Linked DNA regions of Homo sapiens: region 2 is linked to region 1. Evidence: read pairs that join two places in POLR2A ChIA-PET (ENCODE). Cell type or tissue: K562. All regions are shown on one strand. Each heading gives the region's core, and the rest is flanking DNA. Links, peaks and the distances in the headings are about the cores only.

Evidence for each region. ChIA-PET counts read pairs that join two places held together with the same protein. Peaks named below come from ENCODE experiments on the same cell type or tissue, not always from the same donor. Only the 100,000 strongest peaks of a DNase experiment are listed, where the experiment ranks them.
Region 2: POLR2A ChIA-PET joins it to region 1 with 7 read pairs; 11 of 35 experiments call an interaction of 5 or more read pairs at or near these places.

Annotation. Positions count from the first base shown.
Region 1 is chr9:33,026,941-33,033,971 of GRCh38, forward strand. It overlaps DNAJA1 (DnaJ heat shock protein family (Hsp40) member A1), which reads left to right. Exons shown (of 9, transcript NM_001539.4): 3 at 1-50; 4 at 2,945-3,049; 5 at 3,500-3,727. Among named protein-coding and RNA genes, the nearest start is that of DNAJA1, 5.2 kb to the left of the region's middle. In K562, for the core only: no CTCF peak of the experiment used is centred there; no DNase peak of the experiment used is centred there.
Region 2 is chr9:33,235,710-33,242,740 of GRCh38, forward strand. It overlaps SPINK4 (serine peptidase inhibitor Kazal type 4), which reads left to right and starts at 4,458. Exons shown (of 4, transcript NM_014471.3): 1 at 4,458-4,560. The coding sequence starts at 4,500. In K562, for the core only: no CTCF peak of the experiment used is centred there; a DNase peak (open chromatin) is centred at 4,392.

The sequences.
Region 1 (7,031 bases), core at 592-3,091:
CTTTGATATGTTTTTTGGAGGAGGAGGAAGGATGCAGAGAGAAAGGAGAGGTAAGAAGAATCTAGTCTTTGTGCAGCTAACTAAAGTTAGCTGTTGGTCAGAGCAGATCTTTGAGAAATCACCCATTTTAAATGCTTGTTTACATGTTGGTATAATGTTGCAAACTGACCACAAATTGCCTCTGATTTATGGTGTCGTGTTTTTTTGTTGTGGTTTTTTTTTTTTTTTTCTTGAGACGGAGTTTCCCTCTTATTGCCCAGGCTGGAGAGCCATGGCGTGGTCTCAGCTCACAGCAACCTCCACCTCCCGGGTTCAAGCGATTCTCCTGCCTCAGCCTCCCAAGTAGCTGGGATTACAGGCATGTGCCACCAAACCCGGCTAATTTTGTATTTTTAGTAGAGATGGGGTTTCACCATGTTGGTCACGCTGGTCTTGAACTGCAAACCTCAGGTGGTGATCCACCTGCCTTGGCCTCCCAGAGTGCTGGGATTACAGGTGTGAGCCACCATGCCCAGCCAGTGGTGTCGCTTTTTTTAAAATGAGATTTAAGGGGCCTAAAAAATAGCCAACAGAGTGGTAGCAAATGACTGCTTCCAAAAATCTTAGATATTATCAAACAAATTATGAGAACAGGCCGCGTGCTGTGGCTCATTCTGTAATCCCAGCACTTTGGGAGGCCGAGGTGGGTGGATCACTGAGGTCAGGGTTCGAGACCAGCCTGGCCAAGATGGTGAAACCCCATCTCTACAAAACTACAGAATTAGCTGGGCGTGGTGGTGGGCATCTGCAATCCCAGCTCCTCTGGAGGCTGAGGCAGGAGAATCGCTTGAACCCTGGAGGCAGAGGTTGCAGCGAACGGAGGTCACGCCACTGCACTCCAGCCTGGGCAACAAGAGTGAATCTCTGTCACAAAAAACCCAAAAAAATCCAAAAATTAGCCAGGCATGGTGGTGCGTGCCTGTAATCCCAGTTACTCAGGAGGGCTGAAGCAGGAGAGTCGCTTGAACCCGGGAGGTGGAGGTTGCAGTGAGCTGAGATCGCCCAATTACACTCCAGCCTGAGCAACACAGCGAGACTCTTGTCTCAAAAAAAAAAAAAAAAAAAAAAAAAGACAAAGTATATAGCAATATAATTTTCCAAGCCCTTTTTACAGATCTTATTTGGTGTTCCCTCACTCCCCAAAGGAATTTGATGGTAGGTACAGTGGCCTTTTTCAAATGGGAGTAAGTTAAAGTTCAGAAACCTAAAACTTCTTCAAGCTCATATAGCAAGCCAACAGAGCCAGGGCTGAAAACTGGTTCGTTGCCTGCCATCTATCTATTCTTGTTTCAGCTTTATTGTGTCAAAATTATGTATTTAATATGTTTATCAGGAAAGTGGCCTATGGGCTCTAGAAATACTGCTTATAGGAGTAAAATGTTCAAGAGAAATCAGTCTCACTTTATTTCCAGTATAGTGTATACAAATAAGGGCTGATGAGCAGAACCAGTTTTAGAATGAATGGCCAAGCCATTAAATTTCACTTTGAGCTTCTTAAGGTTCAGAAAGATTTGGGAAATTGTTTATTCAGTTTTTCTTTAAAGATCTTCAAGGAAAGGATTATGTTTTTATTAAGATACTTAAACTCCTTAAAAAGAAAGTCCACAATCCAAATGACTTGCTTAGTAAATTGTTAGAATTTGTCCACAAAAAAGTAGTGGTGGTTTTTCACTTACCTTACAAAGAACCTGCAGGTTAACATTGGCAAGCTCTTTTATGTGGCTTATGATCATATTGAGAGGTTATTTCTGGGGAAATGCGCTTCATCAAGCTCTAGAAGCTTTATTTTTCCTTCCTTATACTCAACACTGTTCAAAATAAGGGCAGCTAGATTTTAGCGTGCCAAAACTAAAGGTGGAACTATAAGCAGAAGGACATAATTAATGGTATTTCATGCTTGATTAGAAAGTTAAAATGTTCATTAGGCATATTGTACAGAAACGAGTTTGAGAACTTTTTTCAGTTGGTGGAAAGGCAATAATATTGTTGTGAATAAGTCCTTGTGGAAGGACCACTAGTTAGGAACTTACTAACTTACTAGCAGGTGACTTCATACTTCTAACCTCAGTGTCCTTATGAGATCTTGACCTTCCATTTCCTATTCTGATTTAAGTGAAGTAAGGCACTCCTTAGTAGCCACTGGCCATGTGTGGCTCCATTAATTTAAGACAAAAACAAAAATACGGTTTCTTAGTCTAAATGGCCACATTTACATGCTCAATAAGCACATGTGATTGGTGGCTGCTACGTTGGACAGAACAGATATAAAACATTTATCACTGCAGAAAGTTCTGTTGGGCAATGCTATTATAAAAGGTATGAGAAATTTGGCCTTCAAAACAACCAGTGCTGGCCCAGCAGTAAATGGGCTGTTTTCTACTAAATCAGGAAGAAGTAGAAATTGATACTCTTCTGTGGTGACTCAATAAATACATCAGCTTCCCTGGCCAATCTTGATTAATGAGAATTTACTGTGCTACAGAATTTTTGGATGAAGTAATTGGCCATGTTGCTCAATACGGTACGAAGTGAAAGCTTCAAAAAATATATTGTGACAGAAATGAATGTTTGGATTATTGTGAAATGTGCCCTTTTAAATAACATTGGTTTTTCTCAAGTGACTTTGAAGGTAATGCTTTTGCTTACCATATTTCCAAGATGGCCACGTCTGTGCCCTTAAGCAAATATTTAATCTCTGACCTGATTTTCCCTCATCTGTGATTACATCACAGTTTGAGGATCATCTGTGATAACGTGAACATTCTGTGTATATAGTAGGTAGTCAACAGATGTACCCTGTGAGGCTCATCTTTTATTATTCTTTGCCACATTCTTTATAGTGCCTTTAGCACAAATAAGATCCAGCATCTTAAACAGATTTGCAATGAGAAATATTTTGTTTTAGGTAAAAATGTTGTACATCAGCTCTCAGTAACCCTAGAAGACTTATATAATGGTGCAACAAGAAAACTGGCTCTGCAAAAGAATGTGATTTGTGACAAATGTGAAGGTACGGTGTTTTTTTGTTTTGTTTTGTTTTGTTTTTAAGCACCTTTAATATGACACCTGAAAATGGAGCTAAGACTTCTAGATAGATATGTAAAATTGATTCATGTACACTACCTAGATTTTGGGGGAGGAGAGGGCAGATATGAAGAAAACCAACTGAAAACCTCCCACCTAAAGAAATATCAGCACTTTTTTCTGTGTATATTTTAAATACAGTTGGGATCAAGCTAGTTTGGTATCTTTTTTGTAATAAGTAAAATTTATTGGAAAGTGTGTTCTAATAAGAATGAAACTCATTGGAATGATCTCATCAGTTGTACATTCAGAGGGTAGCATTCCATCAGGCTTCGAAAATATTAAAAGTATAGCATTTAGGAATTGTCTTCTTAAAACATTTACTACTGTATACACTACTAATTCATACATTATTTAATTTTCTTTTTAAATTTAGGTAGAGGAGGTAAGAAAGGAGCAGTAGAGTGCTGTCCCAATTGCCGAGGTACTGGAATGCAAATAAGAATTCATCAGATAGGACCTGGAATGGTTCAGCAAATTCAGTCTGTGTGCATGGAGTGCCAGGGCCATGGGGAGCGGATCAGTCCTAAAGATAGATGTAAAAGCTGCAACGGAAGGAAGATAGTTCGAGAGAAGAAAATTTTAGAAGTTCATATTGACAAAGGTGAGTTCTGAGTTACTTATTCTGAAGTCTTGAATGCTGTGGCAGATTTATTATTAACATTTTATAATTGTTTAAAAATCATTCTTAATTAGGTTATATATGATCCTATCAATCAGAAATAACTCTTAGCAGCTTAGTAAATAATGTTCTTTTATCCAGACATAATTTTGCACATTGGTATATTACTAATACAGAATATATTAGGAATCTCCTCATTTAATATAACAGGATCATCTTTTGAAATCTGTGGTCCTGTAAATGATTGAATAGTGTTCCAAACTTAATTCTCTCCTGTTAAACCATAGTTCTTCCATCTTTTAAAACATTAGAATTGTACACATTCTTAATTAGGAGTTACTAGATCAAGGGATAGGCATACTTTTAAGGATTTGAAAGGGGAGTTAGGTGAAGAATTGGGTCTCATAAAAATTCATGGTTTTTTTGGAGACGGAGTTTCGCTCTTGTTTCCCAGGCTGGAGTGTGCAATGGCACGATCTCAGCTCATTGCAACCTCTGCCTCCCGGGTTCAAGCAGTTCTTCTGCCTCAGCCTCCCAAGTACCTGGGATTACAGGCACCCAGCACCATGCCCGGCTAATGTTTTGTATTTTTAGTAGAGACGGGGTTTCACCATGTTGGCCAGGCTGATCTCGAACACTTGACCTCAGGTGATGACCTGCCTCGGCCTCCCAAAGTGCTGGGATTACAGGCATGAGCTACCGCACCCCGCCTCATGTTTATTTTTTAAACCAATGGGCATGTTTTTGTTTGTTTGTTTTTTTCTGAGGTAGAGTCTTGCTCTGTTGCCCAGGCTTGAGTGCAGTGATGCGATCTTGGCTCACTCTAACCTCTGCCTCCTGGGTTCAAGCGATTCTCCTGCCCCAGCTTCCCAGGTAGCTGGGACTACAGGTGTGCACCACCACACCTGGCTAATTTTTTTTGTATTTTTAGTAGAGATGGGGTTTCACCATGTTAGGCTGGTCTCAAACTCTTGACCTCAAATGATCTGCCTGCCTTGGCCTCCTAAAATGCTGGGATTACAGGTGTGTGCCACCATACCTGGCCTGGGCTAGTTTAAATAAGCGTATTGGCCCACTTAATTGGCTTACTTGCCCATCTATTATATTTAAATGCTCCGTTAATTGATTTGATAGACTACCTTTCATTTTTTTAGACTTGACACTTCCCTAACCCATTGGGCTCCAGATTTAGAAATAACTATATAACCTTTTTTTTGTATTCTCGGGATTTGATTGATTTGTCAATTTTTAAATTTTACTCTTGTCAACTTGCAAAAACATTTTAAAATGTATTACAGCAATACACTGCAGAAATTTTAAGAAATGTATATAACCCCAGAAGGAAACTTAAGTCAACATTATGGTAATCTCTTTTCAGATTTTGCTGTTTATAAATGGGTCTACTATTATACTGTACTGTGGTATGATACCAATCTGGAACTGTTAATATTTGAACATATTTCCATATTAATATACAAATCTACATTAACATAAGTGGCTGCAATAGGATTCTATCATGTGACTCATGATACTGGCCTCTCTGACCCCCAGGGTTCCACCCAAGAATGTAGTACATTGAAAGGTAAAAATAAGTTTCCTTGGCCAGTTGTTGAACTTAATAAATCTGTGTTTACCCCTTAGTGGGCCCATGCCTAAGGTTTATACTTTGAGGTGTTCTTGATACCAATAGCATACAGAGTAAGTCTTAACGTTGTTGATAGGTTCTTGGAAACTGGGACTTCTAGCAGAATGACCTCAAATAATGTCATGCAGGTCCTCAAATAATGTCATGTCACTGTAACACAGCTGAGGGGAAAAAAATTGGTCTTGTTATGTGTCATTTCATTTAAAGCAATTTCCAAGAACCTATCAACAATGGACTGTAAGTGAGAACTTGAAATTAATGCCCTAACTATATAGCAAGTGAAGGCATTTGTGCTGTGCCTACTCTTACTCTGTATTCAGGAAAACCTAGCTGAGTTTAATTGCTTCCCTAGCATAACAAGTTATTTTGCCTCAATACACGATTAAAGACAGATTGTTTAATTTTGTCAGTGTATGATACTGATAGCGCTTTAAGTCCTTATTTAAGAGGTACGTACTGAAGTATTTGTGGGTTAATGGATATAGTTGGAGTTTGCTTGAAAGTATATGTGGGGGGCATGCGTAGGGGTGTAATACATGAAATATTAGTCATGAGTTAGTAACTGCTGAAGCCAAATTGGATGGATATGTAGGAATTCATTGTACTGTTGGCTCTGTTTATACAGGATTAATATTTTCCATACGTAAAGGTGAAACATGATTGCTCTGTTAGGTAACCAGAGTGATCTTGGGAAATAATCAGGAGATAACTGCTTTGGTGTAATACTCTACAAACACAGGTTTTCTTACATGAGTTATGTTCTAAGAGACGTTGCCCAAACCCTTACTGAACTAAAATATGTGGGTCAGAGGTGAGGGGCACGAAGTCTCAGTTTAAAAAAAAAAAAAAAGGCGTGTTTTTTTGCCCTGTTAGAAAATACTCCTCCCCTTGTATTTTACGGACCACATGGGCTAAGGGAGTGTCTAGCACTGATTGTTTTGTTTGCTTGTTTAATTTAAATGAGACAAGGTCTGGAACTCCTGTGCTCCAGGGTGCTATCCTCAGGGTATCCTCCTGACTCGGCCTCTCAAAGTATAATTACCCTTTTTTTAAGGGGACTATACTGAATAGTTCTTTAAAATACGGATTTTCAGGCACAGGGGCTCAGGTCTGTAATCCGAACACTATAGGATGCCGAGGCAGGATCCCTTGAGCCCAGTAGTTCAAGACCAGCCTGAGCGACATGAGAACCCCCATCTCTATTAAAAAAAAAAAAATTCAAAAATTAGCTGGTCTGTGGTCCTGGCTACTCGGGAGGCTGAGGTGGGAGGATCACTTGAGCCCAGGAGATGGAGGCTGCAGTGAGCCATGTTTGTGCCACTGCACTCCAGCCTAGGCAACAGAGCAAGATCCTATCTCAAGAGAAGATTATAGATTTAAAATTTTTTTAGTTTTATATATAAATACTACAATAGAAGGGTCTTGATTTACATTGCTGTTAGACTTTTAATAGAAGTAATTTGATGTGTTATAAGTAATGAAACTGAAATACTTAATTAACATTTTTTGGTTATAACCAGTGTTAGCCAGTCATGGTTTAGTACCAGCATATACCTGTTGAGTTAATACTCTAAATATTGCTAATGAGGTGTAGGTGTCTGTGGGAAAGTTGAAACTTGGAAAGGATATGCAGCTTACTTC
Region 2 (7,031 bases), core at 2,861-5,360, 210 kb after region 1:
CGCTCAGGACTGGGCACCAGGGCAATAGAGATAATTGAAACATTGTCCTTTTTCCCAGACAGCTTGCAGCTTAGTCAGCAGATGGATAAGCAAGGGCCACCAAAGTGCAGGGGGAAGACACGGATGGAGGAGACAGAAGGCACAATGCGAGTGGGGCATTCAGGGTGGGTGACAACAGTCATGACCTTGTTGGTGAAAGGCAGTTAGGAAGGTTTCAGAAGAGGGAATGTTTAAGCTAGGTTTCACAGGATGGGAGTAGGGGGATAGAGAAGGGAGACCCAGCATTGCCAGCAGACAGAATAAATTGTGCAAGGGGTTCAGTTGAACTGAAGAAGTGCAGGTCCAGGGTGGGGCAAGGTGAAGGTGAAGCTGGAAAGATGGGTTGGGATCAGATGTTGAAGGGGTGTGGTCACCAGGCTAAGGAGTTTGGGCTTCTTCCTGTTGGCAGTGGACGCCATTACAGTGTTTTGGGCAAGATGACCTGGTCAGCTTTGCTCTTTAGGACGCTTGTCCGGGACGCTGCGTGCAGAGTGATTTGGAGTGGCAGGTGGAGAGCCAGGGATATGAGACAGGACACCATTGAGGTGGCCAGGTTGGAGACAACAGTGGCCAGGACTAGGGTAGAGTGGGGGGTGTGGAGGGGCAGGGATGGATTCAAGAGCTATGTAGGAAGCAGAACCTAGACCCTCCATGGGAAGGCAAACAAGGCTGAGGGGTCAGTGCCTGGGATTCCACTGCCGGAGGTTGCTGGGATGTGGGTCAGGGGAGCAGAGATCAAGGCTTATTTAGCCCCCACTGACCATTCCAGACTCCTGTCATGGCCCTCCCCGGCTCCCTGGCCCCACTTTGCCCACATGGCTTCTCTGTTCTTCAGATGTGAGAAGCTTCTTCTTGCCTCAGGGCTCTCACACATTCTGTTTCCTCTACCTGCAGCACTGTTCCACTTGGCTACAGCCTGCCCTGCCCACTCAGCCCTTGGCGTCTCTGATCTCAGATGGATAGGTCACTCTTGGATCCTCTCACAGAACAGAGCATGTGTGGTTCATGGGACTCACTCCAGCAGTGATGATACAATGCTGCTGCCCGTTCAGTACTGTGCCTCTACTTAACCAAAGCTCCTGGAGGACAGGAACTGTATCTGACTCACTCTCTGCCATATCCAAGCACTCAGCATGGAGCATGGCACTTAGCCGCTTGTTAAACTTTTACTGAATACATGAATGGTGAATTAATGGTGAGGTTTTCTTGGATGCACTGACATCCTTAATGGGCTGTTCAATAGCAGTCGGATATAGGAGCTAGGTTCACACTTTGATGGGATGACAGATTACGAAGTTTGTTACTATGAGTGAATCTAGAAGGTATTTGTCTGAAGAGGAGACCTTGGGGTGGGCTGGGATGGTAAGTGAGCTCAGTACTCCACAGGCTGCCCTTGACTTTACTCTGTACTTTGAAGGATGCAAAATTCAAGCGTCCTGGCTCCTTGCAGCAACTAGAATGTTCAGTAGCCATTTCTGCCACGTGGATAGAAATCTAAGGTCCAAAACAAGGAAGGGATCAAATCCCTTTGCTCCCCTCTGTCCCTTCCTCACTGTAACCTGGGACACTGACAGACAGACCTGTCAGTGATCAGATGAGAAATGGAGAGAGGCCCAGGAGCTTCACATGTGCAAGGGTAGGAGGCAGGCAGATGGCAGACCTGCTCAGCCTAAAGGTGCTTGTGCAAGTACAGGAGGTTCATGCAAGTACAGGAGGCCAGAGACAAAGCTATAAGCCCCAAGGACTCTCAGGGAGGCAGACCTCTTGTGTGAGGAAGGACTGTCTTTGTTCGAAGCCATCCAACAACGAAACTGGTAGGTAGTGAGCTCCCCATCACCATGAATGACCTCCCAGTGGGGCTGCTGTAGGAAAGCCCTAGTGGAAGAAGGGAGATGAAACCCAGATGACCATTATTTTTTATTTTATTATTTTATTTATTTATGTATCTATTTATTTATTTTGAGACCGTCTGGCTCCATCACCCAGGCTGGAGTGCAGTGGCGCAATCTCGGCTCACTTCAACCTCCGCCTCCCTAGTTCAAGTAATTCTCCTCCCTCAGCCTCCCAAGTAACTGAGATTACAGGCACACGCCACCACACCCAGCTAATTTGTGTGTGTGTGTGTGTGTGTGTGTGTGTGTGTGTGTATTTTTAGTAGAGATGGGGTTTCACCATGTCAGCCAGCCTGGTCTCGAACTCCTGACCTCAGGTGATCCATGCAGCTTGGCCTCCCAAAGTGCTAGGATTACAGGCGTGAGCCACCACACCAAGCCTATTTTTATTTATTTATTTATTTATTTATTTATTTAGGCAGTTTCTCGCTCTGTCACCAGGCTGGAATGCAGTGGCACAACCTTGGCTCACTGCACCCTCCACCTCCCAGGTTCAAGCAATTCTCCTGCCTCAGCCTCCTGAGTAGCTGGGATTACAGGTATGCGCCACCACGCCTGGCTAATTTTTTGTATTTTTGGTAGAGATGGGTGTCACCATGTTGACCAGGGCTGGTCTCGAACTCCTGACCTCAAGTGAATGCACCCGCCTCAGCCTCCTCCCAAAGTGCTGGGATTACAGGTGTGAGCCATGGTGCCTGGCCCCAAGATGACCTTTAAAGTCCAATTCCCCTTTTATAAGATGGCGTTTTTGCTTTAGGACAGGAAGTCATCATTAAATATTTTCTCTACCTGCCTAAGCAATGGAAAGATAGCTGCCACCTGCCTCAGAGGCATCCCTGGGACTGTGCAGTTTCCTAAGGAGGAACGGAAGGATCTTGAAGCTGAGTCAAGGATCACTGGGGGCCTCAAGCTAGTCTTGGCCACAGGTCTGGGGCTTCTATGGGTCTGTAGAGGTGACTGGATGGCTGGTGTCCCCAAAGGGACTGTTCTTTTTTTAATTAAAAAAAAAATTTTTTTTTAGAGTTGGGGTCTTGCTATATTGCCCAGGCTGGTCTCTAATTTCTGGGCTCAAGCAATCCTCCTGCCTCAGCCTCCCAAGTGTTAGGATTACAGGCATGAGCCACCGCACCTGGCTGGGGCTGTCCTCAAACAAGAATCCTTCGCCTTGTCATTGGAATATTCTTGCAACTTATCTGCAGGCTTGAAATCTTTCGAAATAAAGTTTTTCTTTAAAAAAAAAAAACACAGATTCTGATTTAAATATTTCAGAGCGAAGCTCAGCATCTGTATTTGTAAATTCTCCCCCAGGGAAATCCAATCTGCAGACAGAGCTGAAAAACACTGATCTAAATGAATTAGAGAAACGTGTATGTAAATAAAATGTATTTTATATATCAGAAATTCTTTGAGAGCAAATATCCAAATGACTTATTAATGTATACTATGTAAGTATGGGGGAGTTTTAGAAACTGATTTTTCTTTAAAAGAATCTTGTCTTTATTTAACCTATGAAGATACAGATGAGGCCGCGTGCAGTGACTCATGCCTATAATCCCAGCACTTTGGGAGGCCGAGGCAGGCAGATCACGAGGTCAGGAGTTCGAGATCAGCCTGGCCAACATAGTGAAACCCCGTCTCTACTAAAAATACAAAAAGTTAGCTGGGCAGGTGGCAGGTGCCTGTAATCCTAGCTACTCAGGAGGCTGAGGCAGGAGAATCGCTTGAACCCAGGAGGCAGGGGTTGCAGCCAGCCGAGATCGCGCCAGGCACACCAGCCCGGGCAACAGTGTGAGACTCTGTCTCAAAAAAAAAAAAAGCAAATGAACACATAATACCTGCAAAGCAAGAAGGCATCTTCCTTTTAATGTTTTATTTTGCCTTTGTTTTGCCTGTTAGTTGTGCCCACTTTGCGGTACAAAAAAATAAGTGAAATAAAAGTAAGTAAAAATGATCATTTCTGCTTACGTTTACAGCTCATTTCATATTCTGCAAAATGTTTTCCCGTCTGCTATCACCGCCGCCATCCTCACAGCAGCCTGGGAGAAAGGCAGAGCCAAAAGTCTCATCTCCACTTCGTGCATGGGTGATCTGAGGCCCAGTTAAGAAAAGTGGCTCTACCGAGGTCCCAGAGTTGGTTGCTGGAGGCACTGGCAAAGGAATCCAGGCTCCAGCCCCCTTCTCTGCCTCCTGCCATCTTCCAGTTGCTTTTTTCCTTTCTCTCTTTCTCTATCTCTTTCCCCTTCTCTCTGCCTTGAACTCTCTCTCTTTCTACTTCAACTTTCCTCTCCTTGCTCCAACCCTCAGATTGGAGTCAGCTTTGCAAGTTGTCCAAACTTTTTGTCACTCTGGAAACCTGCCAGCCCCATGGCCACAGCCCCATCTCATCAAAAGCTCAGCATCTGCACCTAGAGCAAGCCCTTTCCGGATGTCAGCGTGCAAAGATTAACTCTGGTCTCTCCATCTGGCCCTAGATAAGATAAGATTAGGAGAGCGGCACTATAAATAGGCCCCCATCCTTCCTCAGGCGCAGGCCCCAGCCAGCTCAGGCTACACTATCCCAGGATCAGCATGGCCGTCCGCCAGTGGGTAATCGCCCTGGCCTTGGCTGCCCTCCTTGTTGTGGACAGGGGTGAGTGGGCAGAACCTGGATTCTCTGTGGCTTTGTGTTGGTAGGTGAGCTTGGGGTGAGAGCAGAAGCAGGGCCTGGAGCACCCTGTGAGGCCTCAGCTTTTTCCATGTACCTTCATTCTGCATATGCACCCTCCACTGTGCTGGGGAAAGTTCTGGGCTGGGAGAAAAGAAACTTGGGTTCAAATCCTGACTGGCGCAGAATTACCAAAGTCCCCTACCCTCTTGGGGCCTCAGTTTCTCCAGCTGTAAAAGAGGGCATTGTTCCAGTTCAAAGCTGCACTGAGCAACTATTGGGCTGGAGGCTGTGGGGACAGAAGGGAGCAGGTAGGTCCCAGCTCTCAGGAGAGACTGACAAGTATGCTGGGTGCAGGGTGGTGGATGCTAAGAGAGACCTGGCCGAGGTCTTCTGAGCTCCCGATCTCTCTGAAAGGCTGTGGTTTGGGACTTGGGCAGCCATGTGAGCACGACAGAGCCCTTTCCCAGGACTGGACACATATACTTGGGGCAGGGCCCTCTCAGGATCTGGGCCATCCCTGCAATCTCACAGCTACCATGTCAGGCACTGTTCTGAGCCCTTAAGACAGATTAGTGACCCAAACAGAAAAAGCACGGTCCTGATGGAGCATAAATCCAATGGGGTAGAGGAAAAGGGGAAAGGCAATAAACAAGATGGTTACAATGTATGTTAAACGGTATGTTAGAAGCTGATAAAAGTTAAGGAAAAAATACTTGGCAGGGTGATGGGCACTGGAAGGGGGTTGCAATTTCAAATCAGGGGAGGTATCTCTGAGAGTCCGATGTTTGAGCAAAGCTTGAAGGAGATGAGGGACTAAGCCATGTGGATATCTGGGAGAAGATTCCAGGCAGAGGGAACAGCTCAGGTGCAAAGGACCTGAGGCAGGGGCATGCCTGGAGTGACTGAGGTACTGTAAGACCAGTGTGGCAGGAGGGGACATTGTACGGAGTGATAGGAGAGGAGATGAGAGAGGCAAATTGGAACTGTACCGGGAAAGACCTTGTTGGCCAACATAAGAACTTGGCTTTTCCTCTGACTAAAATGGGAGGCACTGAAAGCTTTGAGCAGAGAGTTATGTCTTTCAAGGGTTGCTCTGGTTGGTACATTGAGAATAAACTGAACAGGGAAGCGGGGAGACCAGTTAGGACCCGCCTGGACAAAAGCCATAAGTTATAAGGCAACGCCTGGCAGGATCCAGGGCCACTGACCTCATGGCCAGTCCCACACCCATTTCCCCAGCTGGAAACAGACCTGGGCACAGGGGGAAAGGGAAACGGGTCTGGGGACCTGTTCAGGAGCAGCCTGCTTACGCCCAGCCTGGCACCTACACCTACCTACTCCTTGAGCAGTTGGGAACACTGAAAAGCCTGCTCTGAAGAAGTTTGGTTTTTGTTTGTTTGTTTTTGTTTTTGTTTTTTGCACATTTCAGACTACTGCCTGGGCTGAGTGAGGAGGGGGCATTTTGGGTCAAGGTCAAGGGCAGCCTGGGGGTAAATGTAGCTTTTCCCCACATCCCCCAGAAAGAAACTCTGACATCTTAGAGTTCTGAACACCCCCTCCTCCCAATACACTTTAATTTTTTTTTTTATTTAAACAAAAATTTTTTTTTCAAGACAGAGTCTTGCTTTGTTGCCCAGGCTGGAGTGCAGTGGCACGATCTTGGCTCACTGCAACCTCTGCCTCCTAGGTTGAAGCAATTATCCTGCCTCAGCCTCCTGAGTAGCTGGGATTACAGGCACATGCCACCACACCCAACTAATTTTTGTATTTTTAGTAGAGACGGAGTTTCACCATGTTGGCCAGGCTGGTCTCGAACTTCCAACCCCAAGATTTGCCCGCCTCGGCTTCCCAAGGTGCTGGGATTACACCAATGCACTTTAGTATTCAATTCCTGAACACCCACAGTGTAGGACATTGAACCAAGTGCTGCGCAAAGGCAGACATAAAGGAACCCCAAGGAGCTCAGGTGCATAGGGAGGCGGGGTGACCCAGTGAGTGGGACAGTACATGGTGGTGTGAAAGAAGCCTCCATCCAGATCTGCTCAGGAAACTGTTGGGGACGTCAAGGACAGCTTCACTGGGGGGCAGCATCAAGCCTTGAAAGGAGGGTATGATTCGGCGGGAGGAGAACGGAGACGAAGACATTTCAGGGAGGGGACATGGCATGAGCCAAAGCAGGGCCCAATCTAGGACCCGTGAGCAGAGAGGAATAGCTGGGGCATGGAGAGGTGTACTGGGAAGTCAGCCCAAGAAGCAAGTTTAGGGTCAGCTTACGCAGTACCCTAAACATAAGACTAAGCAGCTCAGGTCCATAGGGAGGCTTAGTGATCAGGACAGGGAACCACGGAAGGGCTTTATATTTTTTAAATGCTTTTCTTTTCCCTAACAGTTAAATATCAAGAAATGCACAAATCTTATCACTCGATGAATCTTGACAATGTATACACTCGTGT